Linked DNA regions of Mus musculus: region 2 is linked to region 1. Evidence: chromatin loops called from intact Hi-C (ENCODE). Cell type or tissue: heart. All regions are shown on one strand. Each heading gives the region's core, and the rest is flanking DNA. Links, peaks and the distances in the headings are about the cores only. Region 1 has its middle 7.7 kb from the start of Gm38753. Region 2 holds the start of Gm30078 (a long non-coding RNA gene).

What was found. Hi-C counts contacts between places; a loop is a spot of excess contacts. Peaks named below come from ENCODE experiments on the same cell type or tissue, not always from the same donor. Only the 100,000 strongest peaks of a DNase experiment are listed, where the experiment ranks them.
Region 2: a loop joins it to region 1, with 2.8 times the contacts of the local background. A loop is called at or near these places in 2 of 42 quality-filtered maps.

What each region holds. Positions count from the first base shown.
Region 1 is chr5:149,367,563-149,383,025 of GRCm38, reverse strand. It overlaps a transcript of Medag not described here. Among named protein-coding and RNA genes, the nearest start is that of Gm38753, 7.7 kb to the right of the region's middle. In heart, for the core only: CTCF peaks have their summits at 6,974 (motif pointing right) and 8,843; DNase peaks (open chromatin) are centred at 3,655, 5,467, 6,985, 8,852 and 2 weaker places; H3K4me3 peaks cover 815 bases; H3K27ac peaks cover 5,309 bases.
Region 2 is chr5:149,058,560-149,074,022 of GRCm38, reverse strand. It overlaps Gm30078 (a long non-coding RNA gene), which reads right to left and starts at 6,210. Exons shown (of 3, transcript XR_868722.3): 1 at 6,083-6,210; 2 at 5,506-5,644; 3 at 4,778-5,253. In heart, for the core only: no CTCF peak of the experiment used is centred there; no DNase peak of the experiment used is centred there; H3K27ac peaks cover 1,720 bases.

The DNA.
Region 1 (15,463 bases), core at 2,866-10,865:
ATCCAGTGAAGCCGACAAGGGAGATTAAACTGGATTAGCTGGGTAGACTCTAAATTCAATGGTACATACTGGGGTGCAGGGCGGGGGCATACAGGAAGAAAAAGTTATGCAGGGGTGGAGATCAGAGTTATGTAGCCTTTGGCAAGGAAACTCTGGAACTATCAGAAGTTGGACACAACCAGACAGGATCCCCTCGAGAGGCATCAGAAGAACACGGGCTCTGCTGACGCATTGATTTCAAACAGCTGCCCTCCAGAAACAGTGGGAGAATGATTTTTTTGTTGTTGTTGTTAATTCAAGTCACCATATTTGGGTTAATTAGTTACAGCTGCCTTCAGAGATGATGACACTCAGTACCTGGCAGCTCAGGGATGTTGTGCCGGGCAGAGGAAACTAGAGGACAAAGAAAACAACAGGTGGAAATGTGTACTTGGAAGTGTAACCTTGTGAGAAAAGACTCAGCACGTGGCCTAAGCTAACCCCAAACCATGATCCTCCTGCCTTAGGCTCCTGAGTGCCATGGTTGCAAGTGTGTTGTTACCATATTCAGCTTGTTCGTGTGATTTCTGAAGAGCACAGGACTACCACAAAAGTCTTTTCATGAGACACTGTCTGGAAGTCTGTGGCAGCTTCAGGAATCCTGGGCTATCTGGGTTTGGAATGAGGACTTCGTAGGCAGATCATGGTGTGTGTGTGTGGGGGGGGGTGACTTGAGCAGACAAGCTTGCATTTCCTGCTTGTGTATATTCAGCATATACAAAAATATGAAATATTTGAAATAAGCATGCATGTTTTGAGGGCCTTTGCTTGGCCTGAACCACACCCACAAAGAGACTTGTGTATGTCTGTCTGGGTGCGTCTGGCAGCTTGTGAGTTGGGTGGGGCTGAAATACACAGCTGGGGCTAGGTCTTGAGAGAAAATTCCTCTTGAGGCAAGATTCTTTCTGGTAGACTGTAACTCCACCGTTTCTCTGTGAAATGGTCCCAACGCGTAGTTTTCTAAGAAAGGGTTGGAGATTTGCCACCTTTCAGAGTTTTTATGGCTCCCAGAAAAAAAGAAAAGAAAAAAAAGGAAAAAAAGAAAAAACCATTTTCCAAGCTCTGAGACCAAGTTTGAGTGAGCTCCACCCACGAGAAAAGCCTCCGTTGTCCGGGAAAGTTTTGGATATGAGCTATGCTTGCCCTGGGTTCCTGGAGCCCATTCTTACAGGGAAAGCTGAGTCTGGTGGAACGAGACAACACCATGAAGAAAAACAGAAAGTTTGGAATAGGGAGGGAGGCCCAGTCACCCTGCGTCGGGTGTGTCTTCTCACGACTAATACAAGCAAGGAACAGCATCTTGCAGTCCTGCACAACCCACCCATCCACCCACCAACAGCCACCTGTGGAAAATAGGCAAGCCCTGTAAGACAGAGCATTGAGATGCACCCCTGGGAACTCTGGGGAATATGGAAGTAGAGCTCTCTAGCAGTACCCTTAGACTGTTACCATCTACGGCAGCCTCCTGACTATAAATGGACCATGTGAGGAGACTGGCCTGTGGAATCTAGGTTTGCACAAGAACCCTTTCTGATGTTTGCCCAGTGACACCAACCAGCAACGACTCTCCCAGTGTACTGCATGAAGACTCGTCTATGCATGTGGCCACTGGGGGTGTTATAAGAATACAGCAGTTATTCTGGTGGGTCTGCCAAACAAGAAGAGGACAATTACAACGTCCTGGTCAACCTCTGCTACTGATGCAGTGGTTGGTTGACATGCTTTTCATTCTCAGGGGGCAGGGGATGGGGGAGGGGGGGGACTGCAGGCCTGGGCAAACAGACCATAGCAGTTCACCAGAGGCTGTACATGGAAGGGAATGGGAAAAGTGGACTCCTTCTCTTCTTCAGACAGACAGACACAGAGAGGGAGAGACAGACAGACAGGGAGAAAGAGAGACAGAGAGAGACAGAGAGACATGGAGAGAGAGAGACACAGAGAGAGAGATCAGTCTTGTTTCTCAGGCTATGTTAGACCCCACTGAGGCTGGTAATGACACGTATATATTTATGTACAGTGGGCTTTAAAAAATAGCTTAGGGAGTTCCTATTTTATCATATTTTTTAAGCTCAATTTTCAGCCACAGTCACTACTGAAAAAAAAAAAAATAAGAAAAAAAATCAGAAAAGGGAACTTGTGGGAAAGTGCCTCTCTCCCTCAGGCCTGCTTAGCTGTCACCATGGAGACGCCCGATGGGTCCAGGAATGACTCCCTGGATTCGCTGACAGAGCCTTTGAAATGGAAGCAGCTAGAAGCACAAAGACAAACTTAATGTGCAGTCCTTGAAGAAAGAGCCTTTGACTCCCGCCTGCCATGAGCAGGGAGCCTCAGACAGCAGGCATGCCCCTCTCTGCTCACAGGCATCATTATTTGAGGTGCTTTGCCGCAGAGAGCAGAGGTCCAACCGCTTCTTTGCCTCCCATCACCATTGAGGAAACACTCCTGCAAGGTCTTAGGGGTGAGACTGGGAAAAGAGAGGCAGGGTCTCTGAGATTACGGAGAGAGTGTGTGAGAAGCATACTGGATGGCCTGGCTCAAGGACAGTTGAAAACAACCCCCCCCCCCCCACACACACACCCGCCATCAGCTGTCCCTTTTGCTGCACAAAGCTGTAGATTCCTTCAGACCCAGAGAAGGCAGGCTACCTATGCAAATAAATGGCTTTGGCTTCCATCTCCCTGTGACAATGATCGACAGATGCAGGGATGACCAGAGTATTATCCACAGCATTCCTCTGCAAGTATCCTATGTAAAGGAATGCTACAGATAAAAGCCCCATCCTTGGGTGCTGACCCTGGGAACCCACACAGCACACCCACTGCCCCAATACAGATTGCCGCTCTCCTGAAGGTCTTGACCAGACAGTGGGATAGGATCTCTCACAGGGACTGCCCAAAGCTGCCAAGCTCCGCAGAATAGTTGGTACCCTTGAGGACACATCGCCACCCAAGGTGCCAATCAACACAGCTGACCCAGAATGCATGGCGCCTTCTCTGTGGAGGAGGGTACCATCTCCTCCAAGCCTGTTCCTGACCTATCACTACCACAAGACACAGCTGGCCCGAATCCCCTAGTTCAAAAACGCACGGGATCGACCCCCTTTCTTTCCTGCAAGGCAAAGGCAGAATGAAGCCATGTATTCTTTCCTTCTCTGGCCTGGTTACTGCAGACCTGCCTAACCTGGAAGAGGAACAAGAAATAAAGGCCATGGAGAGCCTGGATCGCCTCCTCGGAGCTATTTATTCTGATTTCCCGACAAGCGAGTTAATTGGATGGGCCCTGGCGACAGACATTCCAGACTAAAAACCCATAGCTTTCTACCAAAACAACATATTGCTCCGTACTCTATTTCTACATTGGGACTTGGAGCCGCCGGACCCGGGAAACCGAGGTAGAGTGAGTCACACCGGCCCAGTCCCACAACAATGCTGTTCCCCTGTGTGTGTTTGCTGTTGCTTGCAGGCATTGCTGGGTTGGAGTGCAAAGGCATCCAAAGTGGGGAAAAGAAACAGATGCTCCTTTTGGACAAGCCCAGCAAGCGAGCGGGAAGGAATTGCGCTGTCTGATGCTGCTTCCTGGTCCCAGCTGCCTTTGACACTTGTAGGTTCCCTTCACACAGCCCAGTGTTCTCATTCCCATGGGCCACACCCACTCAGGACACACCTGGGCCACTAGCCCAGACAGTATGGTGCCTAACTCACTGTTTCTCCAATGAGGCAGGGCTGCTCCCATGTTCCCAAAGGAAAAAGCAAACGCCAGGCAGGCCTGAAACTCTGCCAACCACAAAGTTACTCAGGAGGGCTCTGCACTCTCCCTCCCGGCCATGACCACTGACCCAGCCTTCCTGCACTCCCCACAAGCTGGTCTGGAGCTGAGCACTGACCTAGAAGTTTCCATTTCATCCTTGCCCCAACACCAAAAGCCCAATTCTAACCTCAAACTTGGAAACAGAGACACTCCAGTCTAGAACAGTTAAGAAAGCGACACAGTCTCCCGAGAGGAAAGTGGTTCCAGTCCCTCACTCAACAGCAGGGCGGTGCTGACCTCCCTGCGTCCAGCCATGACCTGCCCTCCCTAGGGCAGGACCCCAGGGAGCACAGACAGCCCAAACTGAAACAAGTTCAAAGCTCCCAGGACCTGATCTCGGCCACCAGGATCAATTCATGCCTCATCACAGCTGCCTCGGAGGAATGGGGCCCCAAGACAGTCACCAGGGCTTTCTCCTGGCAGATGGCAGCTGACTCTGGCATTCTCATGTGGCTTCTGGGCATCCAGGGTGAGGGTGGGGGGAGAGCAATAAGACATTTCAGGTCCATTGATTCGTTCCTATCGATTAAACCTTCGTAAGTGGTTTCAGTTGTAGCATGGAAGATTTTAAGTCAAGATTTTACAACAAACCAAGAAGACAACTAGATCTGAGGAGCTAGAAGGTTTTGTACTTCCTAGATAAGGCTTTGCTTACTGAGGAAGTCTATGCAATTTCTGTCTGTCTGTCTGTCTGTCTGTCTGTCTCACCTTTTACATAGCCGAAAGTCCTACTATGTATAGTCACATGAGTCTGGAAGATTCTAAATGAAGGAGCCCTTGGGTATTTGTAGTTAGCTTGATGACTCCCAGCTTATCAGGTGGCAGAGGGCGTGTGTCAGTTCAGATTTTGGATCACAGGCAGGCTGTGTCCTCTGGGTTTACAGACTTACTTGATTTGGCACACTTGATGCTTTTCGTGGAAAACCTGACTCTTGTTGGAGAAAATCAGTTGACACAACAACCTAAGGGGCCATTTGGCCCAGGAGGCCGTGGTGGCACAGGTTGGCGTCAGATCTCCTTAGACAGTGCCTCCATCAGCTTAACATTGCCACCTTCCTGGTGTCTTTAAGAATATAAGTGGAGGGGCTGGAGAGATGGCTCAGTGGTTAAGAGCACTGACTGCTCTTCCAGAGGTCCTGAATTCAATTCCCAGCAACCACATGGTGGCTCACAGCCGTCTGTAATAGGATCCTATGCCCTCTTCTGGTGTGTCTGAAGACAGCGACAGTGCACTCATATACATTAAATTAATTAATTAATTAATTAATTAAATGCTTTACAAAGAATATAAGCCTGTAACATCATGAGACACTGCTGCCAGGTGCCAATCTCTCAAACACGCTCCTTTCTATTAAGGGAAATTCTAAGCCCTGGCAGGCGCCGTGATAGGGCATCATAGCACAGCGACAAGCTTTTGCATCGAAGGGTCGGTCTGATTCTCGCCCTTATTTTATGTCTTCATAGGAAAAAAAAAAAGTCAAATCAAGTCTATTTCTTCTTTTCCTTCTGGGGGGGAAGTCAGAAGTACTCATCAGGTGTGGAGATACAAACTTGCTTCTTCCCACTGACAACCCCCAACCCCCACTCCCAACACTGAGGGAAGTGTTCACTTCCGCCTAATGAGAGATCCAGAGCAGGAGGGGAGTGTGGTGTGGAGGATAAAGCCCAATCTACTGTTTATTCTGGCGCTAATCACAAGTGGTTTACAGAAAAATGCCCTCATTTGCTTCCAGCAGCTCCAGCCTCTCAGCCATGTGAAAGCTGTCTTCAGAGTCAATTGCCTGTCATTTTACTGATTTATGTTGAACAACGGCAAGGACCCCTCGAGGTATTCGTAGCTGGCTTGATGATTCACAGCGTATAAAGTGACACTGGGCAGTGTGCTTTGGTTCAAATTCCATCAAGATGGAATTTAAATTCCCTCCACTGTGTGTTCGCTGGGGAAATGCTTTGATGAGCAGGACCATTGAGCCTTAAAAGAAGGAGCAAGAGCAACCTGGGCTTCTTCAAATGGTGGCAGAGGCTGAGCCACATCTTCTTTTAGCCCTGGGATGTAAAAATGATACTCGAAGTGTTTAAAACAGCCATCATAGATGAGTTTCCCCAAGGAACGCCGATGAATGACAAAGGACAAAACCCATCCTGTAAGGTCGAAGGACCTGGGGATTCCCCTACTTGTTCAGATTCCTGCTTGTCAATGAACAGTATCTGATTTCCTTGGAACCTTCTAACAGGAAATTCCCTTTAAAAATGTAACTCTTGAAGGAATGGCCTGCTCAATTATTAACCCATTATAATGATTGTCTTCACTTCGGTGTTTCAAATAGTACAGATTTGCTTCCATGCCAGTACCCACACCCCATCCCCTCCAACCCCCCACACACTCACTGTCTGTCCTGAAGCACTAGAAGCCTCCACGTCTTTAGGAGTTACTCTCCCTCTTGGGTCCCGAGAGTCCCCACATGCTAGAAGATTCTTCCATGCTTCTCCCAGGATTCCTGAGCTACAACCCTGAAAACAGACAAGATGGAAGTGGATGCTTGTTTGTTCATTCGTTTGTTTCTTTGTTCATTTTTAAGTCCCCCCTTAAATCAACAAGAAGTCACACAGATGATTTAAGGATAGCCAACTGCTTTCTCCTGCATTTCTCAGATAACAAATTCATACAATGTTTCAACTGAAGATAGACTTTGAGCTCTGACTCGGCCCACAAAGTGAGGAAACCGAGGCACAGGGACTTCCCGAGCTCAACTGAGCCCCGGGATCCTTAAGGATCCAGTCACAAGCCAGACTGAGCTGTCCAAATGAAGGCCGGTTCCAATCTCATCTTACCCACATCTCTAGCTTGGGGGTGGGGGGCGAGGGGGGGTGGGGTGGGGAGTTGGAGGGGGGTGGAGGGGAGGTGGGGACTGCTCAATCCGACCCGTTCATTACTTTTAATTCCTCTCTCAGGCTCCAGTTCCCCCGCCCCTTTTCCCTGTCCCCTGCCCTATTTAGGCGTTTCCAAACTGGCTATGGTCTTTGTGCTCCTGATTTTTTAACTCCTTGCCTTTGAGCTGGGGCAGCTAGATTGAACTAGAGTCCCGGTGCCCTTGATGTGTGCTGTCTTACCTCATCACGCCACTAGGTGGCAGTGTTTCAGAGCAGTCCTGAGCCCTGCAACGTGGCTCTGGGCTGGGCCCGGGTTCTTTCCAGCACAAACAACAGTGAGCTAGCAGGCAGAGCACATATTCGCTGTCGTGCTTGGGAAAAGATGAGCATTCAATATTATGGTAACGAGGAACAGAGGTCTGCAACCTGTCCGCGTGCTTTCAGAGCCTGCTTTATCCACAAGGCTGACATCTGCCGTCACCTTCACAAAGGAATCTCAAGTGGGGAAAGCTGTTTGGGAGGTGCCCTTGAAACGAATTACTGTCACCTTCTGCCCTCTTCGGTTTTTTTTTTTTTCAGCCCACCATTGGGCCCCGATTTCATCCACAAAAAAGCATCAAGCAAAGAAGAAGAAAGGCAATCCCTGGGGCATTATGTGTGTGCTGGACAGGATAGTAATGGTGCAATCCTTCTAATGGCTTTGGTCACTGCAGGATGCTAGCTATTAGAAGGAGCCGTTTTAAGGGAGGAGGAGGGAATGGGGGGACGGTAGGGATATCTGCTGATTACAGTGCGGTCAGGAACAGAAAGTCCATTTAAAGGAACACAGGCATAAAGCTGGACAAAGGGGCGTTGTTTGTGGGCTTAAGGTATATTTAGGGCTTACAGTGTAGCATCTGAATTATTCGTATAGCTCAAACTCTAAGTGCAATGTCTATGATGGGAGACCATTCCAAGAGCTACTTGGCTCCACCCCTTTGTTAGGAAGTCCCTCAGGGAACTATCAGGAATGTGCCCTGAAATCCTTTACCCATTTACATCAGGGTCAATGGAAGACAAGCCAGATGTTTTCCTTTCAAACAGGTGAGAGCCGGATCAAAACTGTGAGGGGCGTGTTTGATTGCCTCGGCTTCTGCTCCAGTCTCCCCATCCCAGCCTCCATGTAAGAGACAGTCCTCAAATCCCACTGGTGGGCCAATCCCTCTTGCTTTACCCTCATTCCTTACTCTGTACTTTGCAACCCCTTACTGGCCTGACACTAAAATGAAGAAACTCCAGTCTTTCCCCAAGTATGACCCATTAGGAAATGAATGAAGTTCTCTCCACTTAAGAAAGCTGGGGCTGGCCTTCCGGGGACTCAGAATGGAGATAAAATGGGGCTTCCCCTCCAGCCAGGCTCTGGCTCAACAGGTAGCAACTGTTGCTCTATGTGTGGATTTTATACCCCGGCTTAAGGAGAAGAAAGATGTCAGTTGCTTAGATACCAGTGCATCCTATCATCAAGCAAAACGTCTGTCTCCTGAACTGAGAGTGCATATAACCCTGAGGAGAGAGAATTCCCGAACACAAAGCGGGGAACACTGGATGCTCTGTGGTGGGATCGAAACCCACACATGGGTGATGCTGATGTGCAGAGAGAGGCACGTGAGGTTACAGAAGCCATCATAGGACGTCTGAATGTGAGACCTCGGAGAAAGAGAGTAGTTTTAGGCACGGGGAAGGCAGGAGTTGTCTGAAGGATGGCCTCATGACCAGGCACAGGGGACAAGAACATATGTAAGGCTATTTACAAAGAAAGCCAGCATGCTTGCCTGTGAAGAGCACGGGGAGTGGGGAGCTCCGTAAAGAAAGGGGGTGAGACAACCAGTAAAGATCTGATCTAAAGAAGAACTAACAACCCACTGAAGTGAGACAGGTCATATTCAGTGCATTTACCTAGGGTAAGGCAGGAAGAGCCCCGGCCCTGCCTCGAAGAGGAACAACCACACAGCCAGACTCCACGGAGATGAGTGAGTCACGCAGAACCTGCCGATTTTAGAAATGAGGTCAGCAGACCAGGAGGCAGCTGCTGTTGACAAGACAGGTCATTCAGTTCCAAGAATAAGGACCATGCTATACCCCAGGGCACCACGAGGGTAGCACCTGGTCAGGAGGGAGGAGGAAGAAGGGTACAGGGCGTCACTGGGCATTGTGGGAGGGAGTGGTCATGGAAGAGTAAGCAGGCTCAGCTTAGGTGAAAATTATGCTTCTTAAGTCTGGGCTCTAGGGACTACCCTGAGCTGGGTACCTGGACTAGCAGTGATGGAGGAAGGTGGAGTGTACCTGTGAGAAAGAGAAGTCAGGAAAGGAGGTGGGCAGGGCAGGGGCTCTGGTTGGTTTACATCTGAGAGCCATGCTGGAGTGGGAGAGGAGAGGCAATTAGCTACTTCCCCTACGACTTCCCCCTCCAGAGTCAGTCAGGAAGGCCCCCAGATGTCCCCCCTCCAGAGTCAGTCAGGAAGGCCCTCAGATGTCCCCCCCTCCAGAGTCAGTCAGTAAGGTATCCAGATGTCCCCCCTCCAGAGTCAGTCAGGAAGGCCCCCAGATGTCCCCCTCCAGAGTCAGTCAGTAAGGTATCCATCCAGATGTTCCCCCTCCAGAGTCAGTCAGTAAGGCCCCCAGATGTCCCCCCTCCAGAGTCAGTCAGTAAGGTATCCAGATGTCCCCCCTCCAGAGTCAGTCAGGAAGGCCCCCAAGATGTCAAAACATCAGACGATAGAAACCAAAAGGCACAGCCAGTGCCCGGTGAGATCATTCAGGACAGTGCGTCTAGCAACGTTATCTCACTGCCCCTAAGGCTGTCACTCTGGGTTGGGTGACTCCTCCTCAGCCCCTCGCTGACTCTGCTCAGCGTCTCCCTTCAGGAATGAGACTCCCAGGAGAGGCCCAAATTGATTCGGTGGCCTCTGTCCAGCACTGGCTGTTCTGCATGGGCAGCTCTTTATGACAGGCTGCCTATGCTGGCTGCTCATGAATCAAGTGTCTACCCGTGGTCTAAGCCATTAAGAGTGGGCTCGTGGCTTGGCAAGCTACACTGAGGACCCCCTCCTGGTAGGGCAGGGGGTGGGGGATGGATGCATTAGCAGAGATGGCCTGAGCATTCCGAGAAGAAGAAAACATAAGGAAACAGCTCCTGGCTTTTCTCATACAAAGATTGCAGATAGCAGAACAGGAGTCCACCACAGCCGCAACTGTGTCTGAGAGCTCTAGACTAGATGACAGGTGGAACCGTTGTTTTTATATAGAAGATTCACTTGGTAATCATTTGTGATATAGGATGAAGAGGAAGGTGCCTGGAAGATTCATGGGGGTCTAACGATAGGTCTTCATAGGCCCCTGAAACTGGAGAAGGACCCTGGCTTTGGAGACAAAGAAGAAAGGGCGGTCCTCAGAAACCAGGGCTGGGTAGCTGACTGTCCAAGTACAGAGAGAAAGGACAACTCACAGACAATGTGAGACTTAAAGGCCCCAGAGGAAGAAGGACATCATCCCACTAGCAAAACCCCAGCAAAGCGCAGAAAGAGGACAGACGCAGGAGGATTCCATTCAGACCCATGAAGTGAGTGTGACACCAGACACATGACTCATTACTTGTACGCAGTTAACCAAAATATTTGAGGAAAGAACTTAACTGATTTGGGCTCCTGCTTTCAGAGGCGTTACTCTGTCAAGGTGGGGAAGGTGCAGTGTCACAGAACAGTCCAACAACATCATGGTGGGCAGGATGCAGAGGGGAATCCCCAGAAGAGTCTAGGGCAAGATATAGCCCCTAAAACTCTAGTCCAAGCCTCTAGACACCCACTTCTCTAATTGGGCAGCAAGTCCCAGCATCTTCCAATCACCTATTCAAATTTTAAACCCATCAATGGATCTGAGCATCCACTAGTTGAGAGCCTTTGTCTTTTAATAGTCTCTAGACTATTAAATCGTCTCCCTTACAGGCTTGCCTGGGGGTGTGCATTACCAGTCTCCTAGGCGGCTCTCAGTCCAACCAAACTAACTAAATCAACCACAGCACAAGGCAGCAGCCTCCAGCTACTGCTGGGCAGGAAGCCTTGTGACTCTGCCAGCGATGCTCTCCTAAGCCGTCAAAGAAGTGTCTCTCGATTTTCACCCACGTGTTCAGCAACTCTACAGACACAAGTACCACATTCCCGGGTATCCTCAGAGCCCTCAAAAGTCGAGATCCTGTATGTGTAGAGAAGAGGTGCTGGTAATTCTTATTCAGGGATCTCCCCCCACCTCTGACTCTCTGAGCATCCATTAAAGACTTGCCTCCAGGACTGATATTCAAGCCAGAAAGAGGAGAACACAGGCTCAGAGATCATGTGCAATGAGCTCTGCTGTGCGTGTGTGCATCCAGGTCTTCTGTGCATTCTCAAGGAAGAATGTTGAAATGTTTGCTAAGCTTTGGGTTATCTTTCATTCTTAGTGTGTTTTAATTTTATTTTATGTGTCTATGTGTTTTGCATATATATATACATACATATATACACACACATATATACACATACATACATATATGTATATATATATATATGCATTCAGTGTAGTGTCTGCAGAGGTCAGAAGAGAGCATCAGATCTCCCAGAAACTGGAGTTACGGATGGTTGTGAGCCACCATGTGGGTGCTGGAAACCTAACCCAGGTCCTCTGCAAGAGCAGCCAGTGCTCTAACCACTGAACCATCGCTCTCGCCCCTTAAGTTATCTTTTGTACTGAACAGAAGTTTTTTTGTCATTCTAATAAATAAAAATAACAATAAGCATAGTTTGTAGTTTAGCAATATTCTACATGTTAACAGCTAATGCCACACAGTTGTAGACCTAATTGATAGTTAATAGGAGACCAAACTCAATAGAAAATTGGGTGGTCTCTGCATGGACTTCTTAGATAAGGCCCTACCATGTGGCCCTGAAAGCCAGCCATTATCCTTTACAACTAAGCTTTGGGTCACTTCTAACTTCTATCTTGCTTTAAAAAGTTAAAGCTCAACTCAAGCACCATTTTCTCAAGAAACTGCCCTAGTTACTTTCTGTTGATGTGACAAAACACGTGAGACAGGATTGTTTATAAAGAAAAGGAGGTTATTTGGCGTACAGTTCTGAAGGTAGAAGGATCAAAATGGCATAGCCTCATCTGAAGAGGGACTTCTGTCCCATCACAACAAAAAGATGTGAGTATCTCTGGGAGAGATGAAACCACACAGGAAGCTGCTCCACAAAGGTCCCTTTCACAGGTGTGAATCCGGTCAAGACCAGCCCCACCTCTTAATGTTGTACATCAACTGAATTACATGACTTAAAAAAAAAAGATTTGTTTGTTTGTTTATATTTGTGAGTACCCTCTAGCTGTCTTCAGACACACCAGAAGAGTACATAGGATTCCATTACAGATGGTTGTGAGCCACCATATAGTGGCTGGGAATTGAACTCAGGACCTCTGGAAGAGCAGTCAGTGCTCTTAACCACTGAGCCAGCTCTCCAGACCAAATTACATGACTTTTAACATGGACAAAACACACCAAACTCTCATACCAGTCTTTCTTGGTCTCCCAGATAATGTCAGATTGCCTGTTCGTTTGCTTCCATGAAGTTGTTCTTTCCTTTCAAAGCGGTTACAGTAAAAATCACCCGGACACCCATTAAAGTGTCAAGAAAGACTTTGTTCAAGACTAGTGCTGTAGATGCTATGATGCAACCCAGGCCCATCTGTCTTGGGATGGCACCACCCACAGTTGGCTAGGCCTTTCCTCCTGATGGAGGCAATTCTTCAGTTGAGGTTCCCACTTCTCAAGTGTGTCAGGTTGACATCCAAGATTATCCATCTCAAGTGGGGAGTTCTGATCAATAATCATGGTAAATGAATCTAAGGATTGAAATTACTAAGAGATAGGAAGCATCTTGCTAACCAATTGTATTGCTGACTTTCCATCACTATGATAAACTACCCCATCGTCATAAAGGTTCCAATGCCTCTCGGGAGTGCCAGCCTAGAGCCCAAGGCTTTAACACATGAGCTCTGGGGAGGGCTCAGAATCTAAACATCAGCACCACTGAACAAGAACATTGCTGAAGACAGGCCTGGTATAATCAGAGATTGGGGACAGGGAATAAAGAGTTTGATCAATTGACCTATGGAGCGTGGGAGTTTCTTCTTAAGCTGACTTAATGCTTAAGAATGCAGACCCTGCAAGGACAGAACGAAGGTCAAGGTTGCGACGTAAGTCCAAAGCCTGCCGGAGAAAAGGACTCAGCTGAGCCAGACCAAAGCTTGTCTATGGAGAGATGGTCTGTGTCCCCTGCTCCAGATGTCCGTGTGGCCCAGCCACGTGGTGATGCCCGTCTGCTCTCCTAAACTGACAGCCCTTAGAAGACAGGGCCCTATGACTTCTGTTTGCTGTCTCACCGGTGTCTGCTCCTCGGCTTGAGGCACTGACAGGCGCTCAGGAAATGTCTCCTGCCCAGGTCTAGGAGCACACGCCCAATATACATGAAACCCTGGGCTCCCGCACTGGAAATAAAAGCATACGTTTTTATGATTCGATTTTATGTAATAATATGTCTCATGCACATGTATTTAGTGAATGGAAGAAAGAACAACCAGTGTTCTGAGCCAGGGGGAAGCCCCAGAGATGGGAGGCAGACCACACATAGTATGCGTTCTCTTTGGCTGCCGTTACGGTTACTCTTTGTCTCGGTTTGCTCCATCGCGCTTTTTCTCAGCTGGCTGCCTGGCTGGGAATTTATCTCCAGAGCATGGGAAAGTAACGTTGGATGTGAGCTTCCAGCAGGAGAGCCGGCTGCTGGCTCAGCACTCTGCCTTCAGAGACCCAGAAAGGGATGCGTGAGACGCCCTCTCTCCCCTCCAGGAGACTGCTTTTGGATATGTGTTGCCCACCCTCTGGACACAATGGCTACCTAAGGGGAAGGGTTGGTTGCAGGGTGCGGTGGGAAGACTCTTACCATGCTCTGACAACTGATAGGCTTACCTTAGGGAACATCCCAGAGAACAGTCTTTCTGAGAATGGACACGGGGTGTTATCCTGCGTTTCCATGTCTCAATTTCTTCACTTCTGTTTCCACGACCCCAGCTCCTGTGGGGCGAGTCTTACTTGCACCAGACACCAGATCTTGATGACTTCATTGTGTACTGTCTGTTTCTTATTAGATTCTGCTGCCTAACGGGAGGAGAGTCTGAGCAAGTCCCATAGCTCAGTGTATCTCTCTGTATACTCGCTTTCCCAGGGTCTTCTTTACAGAGATCCGGACTTAGATAAACCCGTGGCTGTCTGCTCAGTCCCTCCCCAGGACACTAGGCTTACAGACTGTGTTAGGTGGCTCTTGCAGTGACCCCTGAGATCCCCGTGTTCCGGTGTCACCCAGCTTCTCTTCCCAGCTAAGTTGAGCAAGAGATCCATCTGGCCAGCTCTCTCTCTCTCTCTCTCTCTCTCTCTCTCTCTCTCTCACTCTATCCCTGTGCTTTGATGAAAGCCAGAAATGGTGCTGTCATGCCCTGTGGCTCTGCATGGAGGACAGTCTTCAGACATGAGTATCTGAGGCCCCTAAGCCACCAGCTTCTGATGACACTTATTCTGTCAACAGCCCATGCCAGAGCTCAGAAACAGATCCCCTCTGGTGAACCCCCAGACCTCAGTGGGACACGGAGTCAGGCAGGTCCGGCCTTGCCCTAAGTAAACAAGCTTGTAAACATTTGGGTCAGGCTTGGACCCAGGGAAAGGCTTTCGGCAGCCACCTTGGATTCCTGCGGGAGATACAAAAAGCTTGTTGTCTTAAGCCACTGCCTTTAGGGACAATTCGTGACATCACAAAAGGCAGCCAACACTCACTACACCTGCTCTGCCCAGAAGCCGAAAGGATGTTTCATCTTTCATCCTGCTAACCTAATTCCTGATTTCCTGTCCTAAAACCACAGGAAGCAGATCAGAAACACAGGCACATGCAGAACTACTGTGTCACAGCTGACACCAAAGCTCAGAACACCCACCTGGCTGAGAAGCCACAGAGGGGGAAGCCCCGCCTCCAACTTTCAGAGAAAATTTAGCCCATAGATGCCTTTTGCTGGTTGGAGCTTGTGGGCAATTAGGTCAGACTCTGGCTGGTTATGCTTATCCTGTGTGGACTCCATGCAAGAACTAACCGTGCCTCCCTTCAGGGACACTGTCCACGGGACACAGACATTCCAGGCAGAGGAGGGCAGGACGTCACTTCTGGGACAAAAGCCACAGAAACAGCAGCAACTTCACCTCATCTCAATGTTTTAAGGAGTCACTAGGCCTGGGGATTGTCCAGAAGTGTGTCTCCTATGGGGGTCCAAACCCAAGGATGAGGACAGTGAAGATTATCCCTCATGGGTGCCCAAAGAAAGGGAGGTGGCAGCCATAGGAAAAGAGAGGGAAATAGAAGAGAAGTTTCCAGAGCTATGCACAAACACAGCAAGGGCTTTGCCAAGCTGCAGACATAGTTTTGAGGCAACCTTGACTTGTGACTAAGGGAGGTCCCTGGTGAGCAGTTACCTTTATTAAAAAAAGGATTATCAAGAGGGCCCAGAACTTACCTGGATCATCAGACGCCCCCAAGCCAAGGCTCTTTTTAATCCTTTAGGATCCTAAGTGTTAGACCAGATCACTAAGCTCTGAGAGCTCCCTAACTGTCTCCAGGTGACAGCCTGTAATATTCATGTGTTC
Region 2 (15,463 bases), core at 2,710-10,709, 310 kb after region 1:
TCCATTCTTCTGCCTGAGAGACGACTGTTGATTTTCTTAGTTGCTATTTTCCCCCTGGCGTGTTGAAAGAAATGCCTTTTGGTGTTTGGAGTTGAGAGGGAAAAATACGTGTTCCCCAAAGCCATCAGCTCCAATAAATCCCAAGGACTTGGATGCTTTGGTCACCAAGTATACAAAGCAGGAGCCAGACCTGGGGGCGGGAGAAAGCTGCAACCTGGCCCCACAGCCTGGATGAGAGCCATCAGGGTTTGGATGCAGATGACACAGGGCAGCAGATTCTTTCTGGGTTCTGTGGCTGACTCGGCTCATTCTGAGTTCTACCAGCTCCAGCCTGGGAGCCCCCTCCCGCTCACCCTTCCCGTTAGGCTGGGGGATTTTTATGCATGTCTAAACTGGTTTTATCTGAGTCTGAAACCTAGGTAGAATTCTTTGAATCCAATAACATATTTTAAATTCAAAGTGAATATTCTACCCAAGAAAAGCAGCGCATTTAGGGAGTTTATGGTTTTTGGTTTTTTTAAAAAAATATCTGATATGCAGGAAAAACTGTATTTTATCCTCAGAAACCATTGCTGTTGCTGCACATATGACATCATGTAGAAAGCTATTGTGGGGCATGCTGTTATTCTAGAATTTGGGGGTTCGAGGCCAGTCTCAGCTACATACAGGCCTCAGAACCAGCCGAGGCTATACAGTGATGCCTTGCCTCAAAGCACCAAGAACTGAGGGACTGGAGAGAAGGCTCGGCTGCTAAGAGCGCTGGCTGCTTTCACAAAGGACCCAGGTTCAGTTCCCAGCAGCACGTGGTGGCTCACAACCACCTCTAACTCCAGCTCCAGGGGATCCAATGCTCTCTCCTGACTACACTGGGTCGCAGACAGGCAGAGTCGTGTCAGCAAATGCTCATACACGTAGAATTAAACAAATCTGCTTTTGGAAAAAAAATTAAGGGGTGGACAGTTGGCTCGACTCTGAAGAGCACCTGCTGCTCTTGCGGAGGACCAGGGTTCCATTCCCAGAGACCACCTGTTGGCTCTCAGCCATCTGTGACTCCAACCCCAGAAGATCTGATGGACTTTTTGTTTGTTTGTTTGTTTGTTTTGGGTTTTTGGGATAAGGTTTCTCTGTGTAGCCCTGGCCTGATGCCCCCTTATGACCTCCATGGACAGCAGCCACATACGGGGTGTGTGTGTGTGTGTGTGTGTGTGTGTGTATACACACATACACACACACACACATATATATATATATATATATATATATATATATATATATATATATATATATATACACACACACACACATATATATACACACACACATATACATATATATATATATATATATATATATATACATACACACATACATATATACACAGACACACACATACATACACACAACATTCAGGCAAAATGCTCATGGCTATAAAATATTAAATAATACATCTAAGTTTTTTATTAAATTTTTTTAAAATTAAAAGACAAACCCAAGAATTCAGTGACAGCACTTGACCATCACATGTAAAGTCCTGAGTTCACTCTCCAGCATGGAAAAGGAGCCTGCTGTTGCTGTTTGGAATGTAAAGAGTTCTAATAAGATACATGAAAGGACCCAAATGCGTTCACAAACTTATAAACGAGAACATTCCACACAACAAAAAGTCCCTCCCCAAAGAAGGAAGGAAGGAAGGAAGGAAAGAAAGAAAGAAAGAAAGAAAGAAAGAAAGAAAGAAAGAAAGAAAGAAATTAAAGCAACAGTTTGTAAAGACACTGCTCCAGATCGTTTGGAGAGAAACCAACTTGATAAAATTCACCTCTGTGCAGTTGCTGACAACAACTGTTCTCAACCTGCAAAAGTTAAGGCACAAAGCTATGTTTTGTTCCATGTCCCTACAACCATTGATAGTCCATGAAGAGAAGGGAATTCTAGACATATTTGTTGATTTTCACTTGTCTCTTGATTTTCATATTTCAATTTTTGTTTATGTTAATTCGATGTCTTTTGTCTTCTTGTAGACCTAATTTTTTTTAAAGATTTATTTATTTCATTTATACACTTAGCTGTCCTCAGACACACCAGAAGAGGGCATCGGATCCCATTACAGATAGCTGTGAGCCATCATGTGGTTGCTGGGAGTTGAACCCAGGACCTCTGGAAGAGCAGCCATTGCTCTTAACTGCTGAGCCATCTCTCCAGCCCCTGTAGACCTAATTTTTAAGCTCTGTTTTCTACATTTGTGTGCCTGGTGGTATGTTCATATCCCTGCAGTTGCCTGAGGAGGCCAGGAGAGGGCATCAGATCTGCCAGAACTAGAGCTAACAGGTGATTGTAAGCCGCCATGTGTGTGCTGAGACTAGAACCCAGATCCTTTAAAGATCAGTGGATTGCCAGGCAGTGGCGGAGAATGCTGCCTTTAATCCCAGCACTGAGGAGGCAGAGGCAGGCGGATCTCTGTGAGTTTGAGGACCGCCTGATCTACAGAGTGTGTTTCAGGGCAACAAAGGCTACAGAGAGACACCCTGTCCCCCCAAAAAAGAAAACGAAAGCAAACAAACAAAAAACAAACCAAATTGAAGATCAAGCAATGCAATGGGTTGTCACAACAAAACAGTTAAAAATCACTTTTACTGTCATTAGTAGCTATTGTAAAGAGAGCCAGATCTGGTGGCACATGCCTTTAATCTTAGCACATGGATGACAGAGGCATTCTACCGGCCATACCACCCCGAATGTACCCAATCTCGTCTGATCTCGGAGGACAGAGGCAGGTAGATTGAATTTCTTGAATGCAAGGCCAGCCTGGTCTCCCCATGAAATTCCAGGGCTTCACACGGAAAGGAAACCCTGTTTCAAAAAAGGAAGGAAGGAAGGGAGGGAGGAGGAGAAGAAGGGAAGGAGGGAGGGAGGGAGGGAGGGAGGGAGGGAGGGAGGGAGGGAGGGAGGGAGGGAGGGAACTAGAGACAAGAATACCGGCAGAACAAGCTATGTAAGATATTACTATGGGTCATAACGTGTGCAATGATAAGTTGTTATTACAAGACCCTAAGGGCCCTTGGAAAAGGGTAACCAAACATGACAGGAAATTCAAAACAAAGAGAAGGCTCACTGAGTTGACAATTGTAAAGGTCAAGGAGGGTCAAAGGGCAGATTGGACTTTAACATCCCCGGGACAGGGAAAGGATATTATAGTTCAAAGAAATACCCTGTCCAGGAACCAAAGACTGAAAAGTACCAAGTCCCCACTGGTGAAGGTTGAGGGTACAGGGGCGAGGGAAGCAAGAGAGGAGGTCTGTTGCATTATAGAGTTAGTTCTGAAGGCCTGGGGAAGGTTTTGTTGTTAATCTAAAAGCAAATGTTGTAATTAATCAAGTTTTAAAGCAGTAGGGTTATGTGTGGTAGAAAAATTATATCCGATTTTTAGAACTATTTAGTTTTTTGTCTGTTTTTTCTTTGCTAATTTATTATTATTATTATTATTATTATTATTATTATTATTATTAGACAAGGTCTTATTTTGAATCCAGGATCGTCTAGAACTCATTGTATGTAGCTCAGGCTGGCCTCTAACTCTGGAAATCCTCCTGCCTCAGCCTCCTGCGCCTGCTGGAGAATTAATCCAAGGTTTCCTGAACATTGTCAGGGCTGACAGGGCCAGAAGTATGGAACCAAGATTCTAAGCTGGGAATGTCTTATTTCAAGGGCCCTCTCTGACCACAGGGTACCCCAGGAGTCAGGCTGGAGAGCACAGACATTCAGCTGAGATTTACAGCTTGCCTGCCCTGGGGATTTTTCCTTTAAATGCTAATAAAATTGTCAAGCTTTAAAAAGAATAAAATAAAATTGAGGAAGGTCAAAGGGCTAGGAATATGGTAGAGAGGAAGAAAACTTGCTTGAGGCCCTGGGTTTAAGCCTCAATTTAAACTGGGGGAGGGTGTTTCTCTGTGTAGCTCTGTCTGTCCTGGAACTTGCTTTGCAGACCAGGCTGGCTTCCAACTCAGAGATCTGCCTGCCTCTGCCTCCCAAGTGCTGCATCTAAAGGCATGGCCACCACTGCCTGGCTCTTTAAAGATAACTTCTTGCCGGGTGGTGGTGGCGCACACCTTTAATCCCAGCACTTGGGAGGCAGAGGCAGGCGGATTTCTGAGTTTGAGGCCAGCCTGTTCTACAAAGTGAGTTCCAGGACAGCCAGGACTACACAGAGAAACCCTGTCTCGAAACAAACAAACAAACAAACAAACAAACAAAAAAGATAACTTCTTTATAACCTCTTTTTACCTTGTTTTGAGGCAAGGTCACACACACCCGAGGCTGGTTTCAAACTTGCTGTGTAATAGAGGATGCCCCTGAATTCCTGATCTTCCTTCCCCTCACCCTTAAGTGCTAGGATTGTAGAAAATGTAGGAATTTTGTTTTGTTTTGGTTTGGTTTTGGTTTGTTTTTTTGAAGACAGGGTTTCTCTGTGTAGCCCTGGCCATCCTGGAATTCACTCTGTAGACCAGGCTGGCCTTGAACTCAGAGATCCGCCTGCCTCTGCCTCCCAAGTGCTGGGATTAAAGGCGTGCGCCACCACTGCCTGGCTAAAAACGTAGAAATTCTAAAGAGAAAAATATAGATTGTCTCTTGCCAAAAAAATGAATACTATTAACATTTCATAGTATATTTGTTCAGCCCCTTTATTTATTTATTTATTTATTTATTTATTTATTAATGACACACACACACTTTTCTTCAAATCAGGGTTCCTTCTAAAAATAGGTCTTCTCTTGATAAGATATTATGTATATTATTACATGGCAGTAAACCTGGTGTCTACAACAATTTATCTGTGATATGACACTAATATCCCATAAAGGTAGGTCAAGGTTATGAATATGGGGCTCAGAGATTGAGGCGCACCTACCAGGCAGGAGCCATTGTAGTGGTACATTAACCCAGTGGCTCACACATGCACTCTGAGGACCTGGAGGGAGGCACAGGAGGACCCCAGAGTCCAGGTCATCCTGGACTACACAGTTCAGTGCCGAGCCATGAGGCATGAGACCTCTCCTCAAATAAAGGCCGGGGAGAAAGGTTGCTCATCTCCCCGCAATCTCCATGACGCACATTTGATGTGGTGGTGGTGTGGTGGACATCTGTCGTCCCAACATCCCTACGGTGAACTGGAAGACAGAGGGAAGAGAATCTTCCAGAAACACTCAGCCAGCTAATCCGAAGTACACAGCACAGCGGCGGAAACCAGAGAAACCCTGCCTCAAAAAAAGTGAAAGGTCAGGACTCAGGACCGGCTTTGGAAGATCTTCTCACCCCCACGTGTACACAGGGGACCCTGGACGGCCTGGCAGCTAGCACCATCCTCCAGAACTCAGAAGGTTGAGCCGCAGAGCCACTTAAGGCTCGGTGTTGGGTGCCAGTCTAGGCAGCATAGCAACAGAAACACACCTTAAAGGGGGGGAAAAAAGGAAGAAAGAATTAAAAAAAAAAACCCACAGAAAACGAAATTACTGAATATTTCCTAGACACAAAGTCACCGGTCCAGCACCATCAGGGGGTACGGCAGTTTCTGAGGTCCGTTTGCGCTGATGTACTCCCACCGAAACGCGCTAAGCTGTGGTATCTTCTTCCTACTTCCTCATTTCCGTTCCTGGAAGTCAAAAGGAAACCTCAGAATGGGACCCACAGCGGTGTTTTACAAAAGGCAGGCGAGCTTTGTTGCAGATGTTTTTCTTCACACTAACACCATTATGAACAACCAGGACCCTGTTGCGGGTCCTGGGCTACCTCCCCTCCACTCCCAAAGCCACTTCGGGTCCTTGGTGGTTTGGGGTTGAGTTTTTGTTTTTTTGTTTTGTCCTTTGTTTTTGTCACGGGTGTTTTCTTTCTGTCCTGCTGGCCCAGTGCAAGTCTAACAGAGCCATGCCCCGAGGTTTTGTCTGTCTGTCTTTGTTTGGGATGTCTGTCTTGTTTCATTTTGTGACTATCTAGCTACATACCCGAGGCTGCCCTTAAACTCCATATCCCCGAGTTCCTAGTGCTGGGGAGTGCTCAATTTACTAAGCATTTTAAACTAAAAGCTTAGTACCTGGGGTGATGAGGCCCTTGTTCTACTAGCGGACATTCCTGACTTGGCTCTCTGCAAGCTGGGGAATGAATGTACCACGTGAGCAGGAAGATAACTGTCAGGTCGGCTACAGAGTTCCCTCAGCAGCTCAGGGAATGGCTGAGCAGCTGTGCTAGGAGTTCTTCCGGCTCCGGAGAAAGGCTGAGGTCTCTTTCACACTCCTGAAGACCTAGAAGGCTGGCTGTGGTTAGCCTTTGTGGCGGATTGAGGCGATTCCCACCTCTCACCTTCCAAGTCTTCCGTGGCCTCAGGACCAGCCTACAGGGTTGGCAGCAGCCTAAGGTGAACAAGTGCTGTGGAGCTTGGCCACCAGCCCTGGGTGTCAGTCATGCCTGTCCTCTCCCACTGCCTTTACATAGGCTTCAGATTTGACAGTTTGGGCTGGGGCTACCTGGGCAGGAAGCAAGGCTTTACCACTACTGAAATCTAGCATTTGGCAAAGTGCACAGCCCTTTGATGGATCAGAAAGTAAATTTAAGGGCTGGAGAAGTGGCTCGGCCCTTAAGAGCACTGACTGCTTTTCCGGAGGTCCTGAGATCAATTCCCAGCAACCACATGGTGTCTCACAACCATCTGTAATGGGATCCGATGCCCTCTTCTGGGATGTCTGAAGATAGCTGTGCGTGTGCGTGTGCGTGTGCGTGTGCGTGTAGTATCGCATGCCTTTAGTCCCAGCACTTGGGAGGCAGAGGCAGGTAGATTTCTGAGTTCCAGGCCAGCCTGGTCTACAGAGTGAGTTCCAGAATAGCTGGGACTACACAGAGAAACCCTGTCTCGAAAAACCAATAATAATAATAATAATAATAATAATAATAATAATAAAATAGGCCGGAGCGAGCAGAGCCAAACATAAATAAATAAATAAATCTTATAAAAAATTAATTTAAAAACCTAAATTTAAATATTAAGGGTTTGGGGACAATCAGTCTGTTGGGCTTGGAGAGACGGCTCAGGGGTTAGGAGCACTGGCTGTTCTTGTAAAGGGACTCAACATGGCAGGAGCACCTGTAACTCCAGTCCCGGGGCATCTAATGCCCTCTTCTGGCCTCCGTCTGCAGCAGACACAGAAGTGGTACACAGACAGACACGTAGAATAACAAATAATCAAGTCTGTAGGATTAATAGTCAATAGTGGGCTTATGGTTGTTTTGCAAACTAGAGGGGTCCTATTCAAAAACCGCGAAACCTAAAGGTGTGTGTCTCATACCAACATTCCTGCATCGTATGGAGAGGTGGGTGTATTTGGGTCAGAAAACACAATGCATTATCTATTCGCGAGGCTGACAACCTGGTGGTGGCGTGGCTAGTGGAGAAGCCGTGGAAGCTTTAGCTTTGAAGTCAGTTCTGGGAAGATGCCATCACTGCCACCAGCCATGTGCTCTCAGCCGGCACAATCCACCTCTTAGCATTATCCACAAAGGAAAAGTTAAGACCCAGGACAGTATGAGGATTAAATGGCCTGCCTCCCACCCCTTCCTTCAGATGGGGATGGATGGCCTGTCTCCCACCTCTTCAGATGGGGCATTGTGTTTGGGGCCTCAAGCCTCAGACATGCTAGAGAAGCACCCTGCTGCTGAGCGGGGTCGAACGATGTGATAATCTGTGTCCAGTGCTTCCCGCATGGGAGGCACGTGCTGCACTCATCGTGAGAGTCCACACTGGAACTGGAGAGATGGCTCTGTGTGGTTGGGTGTGTACTGCTCTTCCAGAGGTCCTGAGTTCAGCCTCCAGCCCCATGTCAGGCAGGCAGCTCTTTGTAACTCCAGCACCAGGGGCTCTAACACCCTCTTCTAGCCTCACTACTGAGGCCCACACACATAGAACACACATGCACACAAACATGCAGATGCATAAAAATGTTTTTAATTTTTTTTATTAAAAACAAGCATGTCACCACAAGTGAGATTTTTGTTTTTGTTTTTACATGAAGGACCCTTTTAGGGCTTCTTTCTCTCTGTCTCTCCCTCTCTCCCTCTCTCCCTCTCTCCCTCTCTCTCTCTCTTTCTCTCTTTCTTTCTCTCTCTCTCTCTCTCTCTCTCTTTCTTTCTTTTTTGAGACAGGGTCTCTCTATGTAGCCCTGGCTAGCCTGGATCTCAGTATATAGACCAGGGTTGCCTTAATTCATAGAAATCTACCTGTTTCTGGAATTAAAGGTGTGGCCCCCAAGTAGTAGGGGCGGGGGGTCTACTTCTGTAGCTCAGGCTTGCCTTAAACTTGAATCCCCCAGCCTCAGCTTCCTGTGTGTTGAGGTTTACAGACAAGGGCCACCCCACCTGGTTTAAAAGAAACTCTTGGGTTAAGGAATTTCAGGACTCTAATGGTTCAGCTACCAGAAGTGGGAAGGATCCTGAAATGAGAAGCTTTCAAGTTCAAGGGCAGCCTGGGTGACTCAAAATAAAAACGTTTTTTACTTGGGATTCTACTCAATGTGGTAGAGCCCTTGCCTAACAAGGAAAAGGTCCCTCACACAATCAACTGGGATAGGGAGAGGGAAGAAAAGATGTCAAGACAGAGTCTTGCTTACCGTGAGAAGGCCCTTGGTGTGATTCTCAGAACTACTAATGTAAAAGAGAACAATTCAGAACGCTCGTCATTGGTCATATGAAATACAAACTCCCAAGCCATGAACTCTGCTGTGCACAGAGGCCAGGCAGCAGCATAGAGATGGTGGCATAACGAAGTGGTAGACTTGTGGCAAGAGGCAGCCACTCTCCACTCTCTGTCGCCTTGTCCTACCAGAATGTACGTCTACCTTATGGGACCTCGGGTTTTCTCTCTCTTCTCTTCTTTTCTTTTTCCTTTTTTTCTTTCTGTTTTGTTTTTGGAGACAGGGTGTCTCTAAAAAGCCCTGGCTGTCCTGATGTGTGTCACATGCATCAGGTACCCTCAAGGATCGGAAGAGAGTACCAATGGGGATTGAGACCCAAATGCAGGTGCTTTTCCTGGGCAGTGATACCTCTTAACCGTGGATCCACCCCCTCAGCTCCAAATTCCAACTTTTAAACACATCTTAAACCAAAGGAAGCGTGTTGATCACCTGAGGCCAGGAGGCTGCAAGTTTGCACTGTCTCATCTGACCCTTCATCACATCTCCCCCCCCCCACCCCCGGGGTCATCCCAGCTCTCATGGAAAACCTCCCAATGTATCCCTTCAAAGGGGCTCTCTGAAAATTACTATTTTTGTAGCAAATACATAGATCAAGCACAGCTCTCAGAACTCCAATAGTGAAATTTAAACCTGATGCAGATGAGGGCCATTTTTTTTTCACACAGCGTCAAATACCAGGAGAACAGGGGGGCTTTGGAAGAACTGGCAAGAGGAGATCTTGCTGTCCCAGCTTTGACTGCCTGCTTAAACACTCAGGAGACCTGTTTATTCCTTTTTAAGGAACAGCTTCCTCAAGATGTAATTCACACGCCATACAATTTACCCACTTAGAGTGTACAGCTCTGTGGTCTGGGGCAGAGTCACAGGCTATGCAGCCATTACGATAATCTAATTTTAGAACTCTTCCAGAAGTCTCCCAGAAGAGAACTTCATACCCAGTAGCAGGCACTCCCCTTCCCCAAGAACCCGGCAACCACTGGTTTGCTGCTGTGATTATCCCAAAGCAAAGTGATCGTGTGGTTTGTGCCCTGTCTGTCCTCTTTCACACAAGATATTTTATCCTTCTAGATTGTATTAGACTTCACTCCTCTCTCTCTCCCTCTCTCTCTCTCTCTCTCTCTCTCTCTCTCTCTGTGTGTGTGTGTGTGTGTGTGTGTGTGTGTGTGTGTGTATGTGTATGTGTGTGTGTGTGTACATGTGCACATAGAGGCCAGAGGTCATACCATGTGTGTATGTATGTATGTATGTACACATGGGCACATATAAGGCCAAGGTCTCTTGGATGTTCATCAGAAATGTCCTTGCTTCTGAGGATAGGGACTCTCAATAGCCTTGCTTACTGATTAGGCTTGGCCAGTTAGCCTAGCCAGCCCTAGTCATCCCCCTGTCCCCAGCACTGGGATTGCAAACAGTCTACCAGATCCAGTTTTTTACACTGGAGAACTCTGGCCTTCATCGTTGCATACCAAGGCTCTACTGACGGAGCCATGTCTCCAGCCCTCGTTCTGTTTGACTGCCAGATAACTATGGCAAGCCTGATGGGAGAGGCCGAGAATCCCAGCTACTCAGATGGGCGAGTTAGGAGTTTCGTAAATGCAAGGCTGGCCTCAATAACTTCCTATGTGAAACCTTGTCTCAACAAGCTAATTTTTGTGGGGGGAAGAGGGACAGTTTTGAGACAGGGTAACCCTGACTGTCCTGGAACTCAGTCTGTAGACCAGGCTGGCCTCGAATTCCTAGGTGCTAGGATTAAAGGCATGGGCCACAGGCTGGAGAGATGGCTCAGTGGTTAAGAGCACCAACTGCTCTTCCAGAGGTCCTGAGTTCAAATCCCATCAACCACATGGTGACTCACAACCATCTGGAATGAGATCGGGTGCCCTCTTCTGGTGTGTCTAAAGACAGTGTGTGTGTGTGTGTGTGTGTGTGTGTGTGTGCATAACCTATTTGTCTCAACTTTTTTAAGAGGCTGAGAACAAGCTCAGTGATAGGTCTGTTCCTTCCGCTTGGAAGGGCCTAGGTTCAGCCCCCAGGGAAGAAACAAACAACACAGGCACTGTAGCTCACACTTTTAATCTCAGCATTCTGCAGGCAGAGGCAAATGGATCTCTGTGATTTGAGGCCAGCCTGCTCTACGTAGTGAGCTAAAGTTCAACCAGGCCTTCCTGAAAGCCCTGTCTCAAAAATCAAAAGACATGGCCACTTGGAGTGGCTAGGAACATTTGTTGTCCTTCCTGGGGACCTGCCAGCCACATAATGGCTCACACCCATCTGTAACTCTAGTTCCAGGGGATCCAATGCCCTCTTCTGGCCTCTGAGGGCACCAGATACACATGTGCTGTACAGAAATACATGTAGGTAAAACACCTGAGCATCATAAAGTTTTTTTTAAAAAGATGGGAGTGGGGACACACAAAAATTAAATCTGCTAAAAAAACAAACAAACAAACCTCCAACTGTACTAATATATCACATTTTTATTTATCAGCTCATTAGACGATGGACGGGTGAATTGTATACACCTCAGGGTATATTACAAAAAAACAAAAACAAAACAAAAATCGAACAATAAAAACCACTGCAGTGGCTGATCGTATGCAAGTTATCATGTGGACATAAGCAGTCATGTATTCTAAAAAAAACAAAACAAAACAAAACAAAAAAAACAACAACAACAAAAAACATGTGCTGCACTAGGTCCTGACTGAAATACCTGATAGGAACAAGGGAAGACAGCTTTGTTGTGACTAGCAGTTCAGTGCTTCTGTCTGCCTGTGGGTGGCCTGGCAGAGTCCCCGAGTTCCCAACTAGAGAAACTGAGGCAGAAGTTGCTCACATCCTGAGAGGCTGTGCAGCAGAAAGCATCCTGGGATCAGGAGACAGGCCAGACCCTTCGAAGGCTGGCACCTCAGAGCCTAGTTCCTGGGGCTAGATCCCGCCCCCCAAAACTTCCACAGTCTCCCAACATGGCCTGCCATGAGCTAAGTGACCAGACAAGCAAAACAGGAGCCTGTGGGACCTTTTGGGGGTCAAGCCACAGTGGGGCCCTCTTGATAGGAAAGCTGGTTTGATCTTTTGATGCGATTCTTCAACATTACAAAGAATGAACTTTGACAAATGTATTATTACTTTATGTTTTATTAAAATAAAAATAAAAATTTAACTTTGTTAGGGGTGTGTGTGGGGTGTGTGTGTGTGTGTGTGTGTTGTGTGCGCGCACGCTTGCGCACTCCCGAGATCCCTTGCTCGCCCTCAAAGGTGTGCTGATATAACTTTAGCAGTGCATTGTGTGCAGATCTGAGGACAATGGGCAAGAGTCAGTGCTTCCTTGCACTGTGGGTTCTAGGAACTGAAGACAGAGTCAGACTCACTCAGTGAATGCTTTTACTCAGAAGCCCTTCCCCGACCCTAGGTTACTACTTTATGAGGACTTTTGCTAAGGTCCCTCACCCAAATTTCATGACCACTGGCCTTGGAATAAATGTTAGAAATCAGCCCCACCACTTAGCCTAAGATCAATACTCTCAAGAAGGAAAGACCTGGGACCAGCAAGATGGCTTGTGGATAGAGGTGCTTGCTGCCAAGCCTGATGGCAGGAGTTCGATCCCTGGGACCCCCAGGAAGAAAGAGGACTGACTTGTGCAAGTTGTTCCTTGACCTCCGCATGCATGTACACACACATGTATGAATGAAGAAACGTAATACAGACTTTTTCTTTCTTTAATTCAAGGCCTGATCTTTGCTCTCTTACTAAGCAGTGAAAGGTTCTCCTTTAGGGAAAGTGATAGTATGAATAGCTTTGGTAGCCTTGGGGCTGCCCATGGCTAAGGCCACAGAAGCACGGACCTGGATCAGAAGGGCTCCAGGTGTCCCCACCGCTGACCCTCAGATATCACTCTCTTCTTGACTCAGGTCTGTCTCTGTGGATCCACGTAATGAAACGCCCTTCCTGAGCAAAGGTCTCAGGAAGAGCCAGAGGCCAGTATGTGGGGTTTGGATTGGGGAGTTGGGAATGGAAGGCGAGGCGATTACTTCTAGGCAGGATCTCACAGACTCTGTATGGTTTGGATCTTTTTCCTTCCATCTTTGGGGGTAAGCACTTGAATATATCTAAGTCAGAAAGAGTTCAAAGAAAATATTAAAACTAAGTATGGTGACAAGTGCCTTTAATCTTACTGCTGATGGAATAGGGGTAGGAGGATCGCAAGGGAAGTGGTAGCTAGCCTAGACTACAGAATTCTGTCTCACAAAAGGAAGGATGAAGGGAGTTCATGAAATAAATGTAGTATACTATGATTGACAGATTTACCTAGTGTTTTTAACTTAACAGGTTTCAGGGGTGCAGATAGGGCTTAGTGGTTAAGAGTCCTTACTGAAGCAGGGCTTTGGCTTCCAACACCTACACAGTGGCTCAAACCCATCCATAATTCCAATTCCAGGAGATCCAACATTCTCTTCTAGCCTCATGAGGGGACCAGTCATGAACATGGTACAGAGACATGGATTCACTCAAACACTCATACACATAAAAAAATAGTATTTTCTTTAAAAGAGGTCATAAAGGAGCTGGAGAGATGGCTCAGTAATTAAAAGCACCTGCTGCTCTTCCAGAAGACCCTGGTTCCATTCTAAGCACCCATGTGGTGGCTCACAACGATCTGTAACTCCAGTTCCAGGGTATTCATTGGACATCGGGCAAAACACACACATGTAGAAGCAAGCAGATCTCTGCGTATTCAGGCCCAGCCTAGGAAGTAAGTTCCAGGATGGACAGGCCTACACAGAGAAACTCTGTCTCAAATAAAACAACAACAACAACAACAAAAAGAAATACAGGTAGACAGCAAGCAAGAAGGAAAGAAAGATAAAGAAAGGAAGGAAGGAAGGGAGGGAGGGAGGGGGGAGAAAGAGAGAGAGAGAGAGAGAGAGAGAGAGAGAGAGAGAGAGAGAATCGAGAGAAGTTAAAAAGGAAAGGAATATAAAAATCTTTACTTGGCCAGCAAGGTGTGGAAAGTTTATACTCTTAGCACTTGGGAGTTGGAGGCAGGAGGATCAGGCCTTTAAGGCCAGTCTGCAAACACAAAACAATACCCCACCCCATGTATAAATCTCCCCATACAAGCCCTTTGTTTGTTTGTTTGTTCGGTTAGTTGGTTGGTTGGCTGGCTGGGTTTTCACCGTTTGTCTGTGTAGCCCTGGCTATCCTGGAACTTCCTCTGCAGAGCTGGCTGTCCTGGAACTCAGAGATCTTCTGCCTCCAAGTGCTGAAATTAAAGGTGCGCACCATCACCACTCAAATGCATTTGGATTCTTACATTTGTTTTTATTCAATAATACAGACGGGAAAAGAGTAAAAAAGAAAAAGAAGTTGGCTGGAAAGATGGCTCACAGGGCCCCCAATGGAGGAGCTAGAGAAAGTACTCAAGGAGCTAAAGGGATCTGCAACCCTATAGGTGGAACAACATTATGAACTAACCAGTACCCCGGAGCTCTTAACTCTAGCTGCATATGTATCAAAAGATGGCCTAGTCGGCCATCACTGCAAAGAGAGGCCCATTGGACTTGCAAACTTTATATGCCCCAGTACAGGGGAACGCCAGGGCCAAAAAGGGGGAGTGGGTGGGTAGGGGATTGGGGGGGGGTATGGGGGACCTTTGGGATAGCATTGAAAATGTAAACGAGGAAAATACCTAATAATAATAAAAAAAATATTATGATGCCAAAAAAATACCCATTCTAAGTTTCTAAAATATTTTGGGTTTTACTCCTTTAAAAAAAAAAAAAAGAAAAGAAAAGAAAAAGAAGTTAAACCCTACAACTTCCCGTCCTAATTGTTAGGGCAAGCTCCATTATGTCTTCTTTATTTTCAACCCTCTAATTTTATTTTTGTCTGTATGTGTGATCTCTTGGCTTTTGTTAATTTTCCGAAATAATGTATGTAGTAGTCAGTGTCAAACTTGGGATCCTCCTGCCTCAGCCTCCCCAGAGTGGGTCTGTAGATGTCTATGCCCCGTGGGAACTTCAGCGTGTTTGCTTCATGCTGTATTCTGGCTCACTGTTCACTCAGTTTCAGAAAGGGACAAAGAAAACAAAAGATCACTGACCTGCTTCAGGACCCATTCCTTCAGAGAGTAACCAGCCTGCAGCTAATGGAGCCACTTAGTCCTATGTCTGAATTCTGCCTTTTTTCCACCCTCGTAACTATTAGATTTCCAAAGGTTGTTGGGAACTATCTCTATACAGCCCCAGTTACCCTGGAACTCATTCTGTAGACCCGGAAGACTAGCAAATTCCTGTCTTGAGACTCCCTGCCTCTGCCTTCCAGGTGCTAGGTTCAAAGGTGCTGGCTACCACGCCGTGCTTGGAAACTACTACAGTTTTCTGTGATTCATGCTTATTTGGCCTGCCACAGTTCACTATGGTAAAGGTAGCTTGTAGCACAAGCCAGCAAACCTAAGTTCAATTCCCAGAGCCTGTGGTGAAGGAGAGACTCTACTCAAGAAAAGTCCTCATCTAGCCTGGCAGTGGTGGTGTGCAACTTCTTGAGCCCAGCACTCAGGAGGCAGAGGCAGGGGGATCTCTGAGTTTGAGGCCAACCTGGTCTACAGAGTGAGTCCCAGGACAGTCAGAACTATACAGAGAAACCTTGTCTTTGAAAAACAAAAAAATTAGAGACAGAGAGAAGCTGTCATCTAGCCTCCACATACAGGCTGCCGCACATACACACAATAATA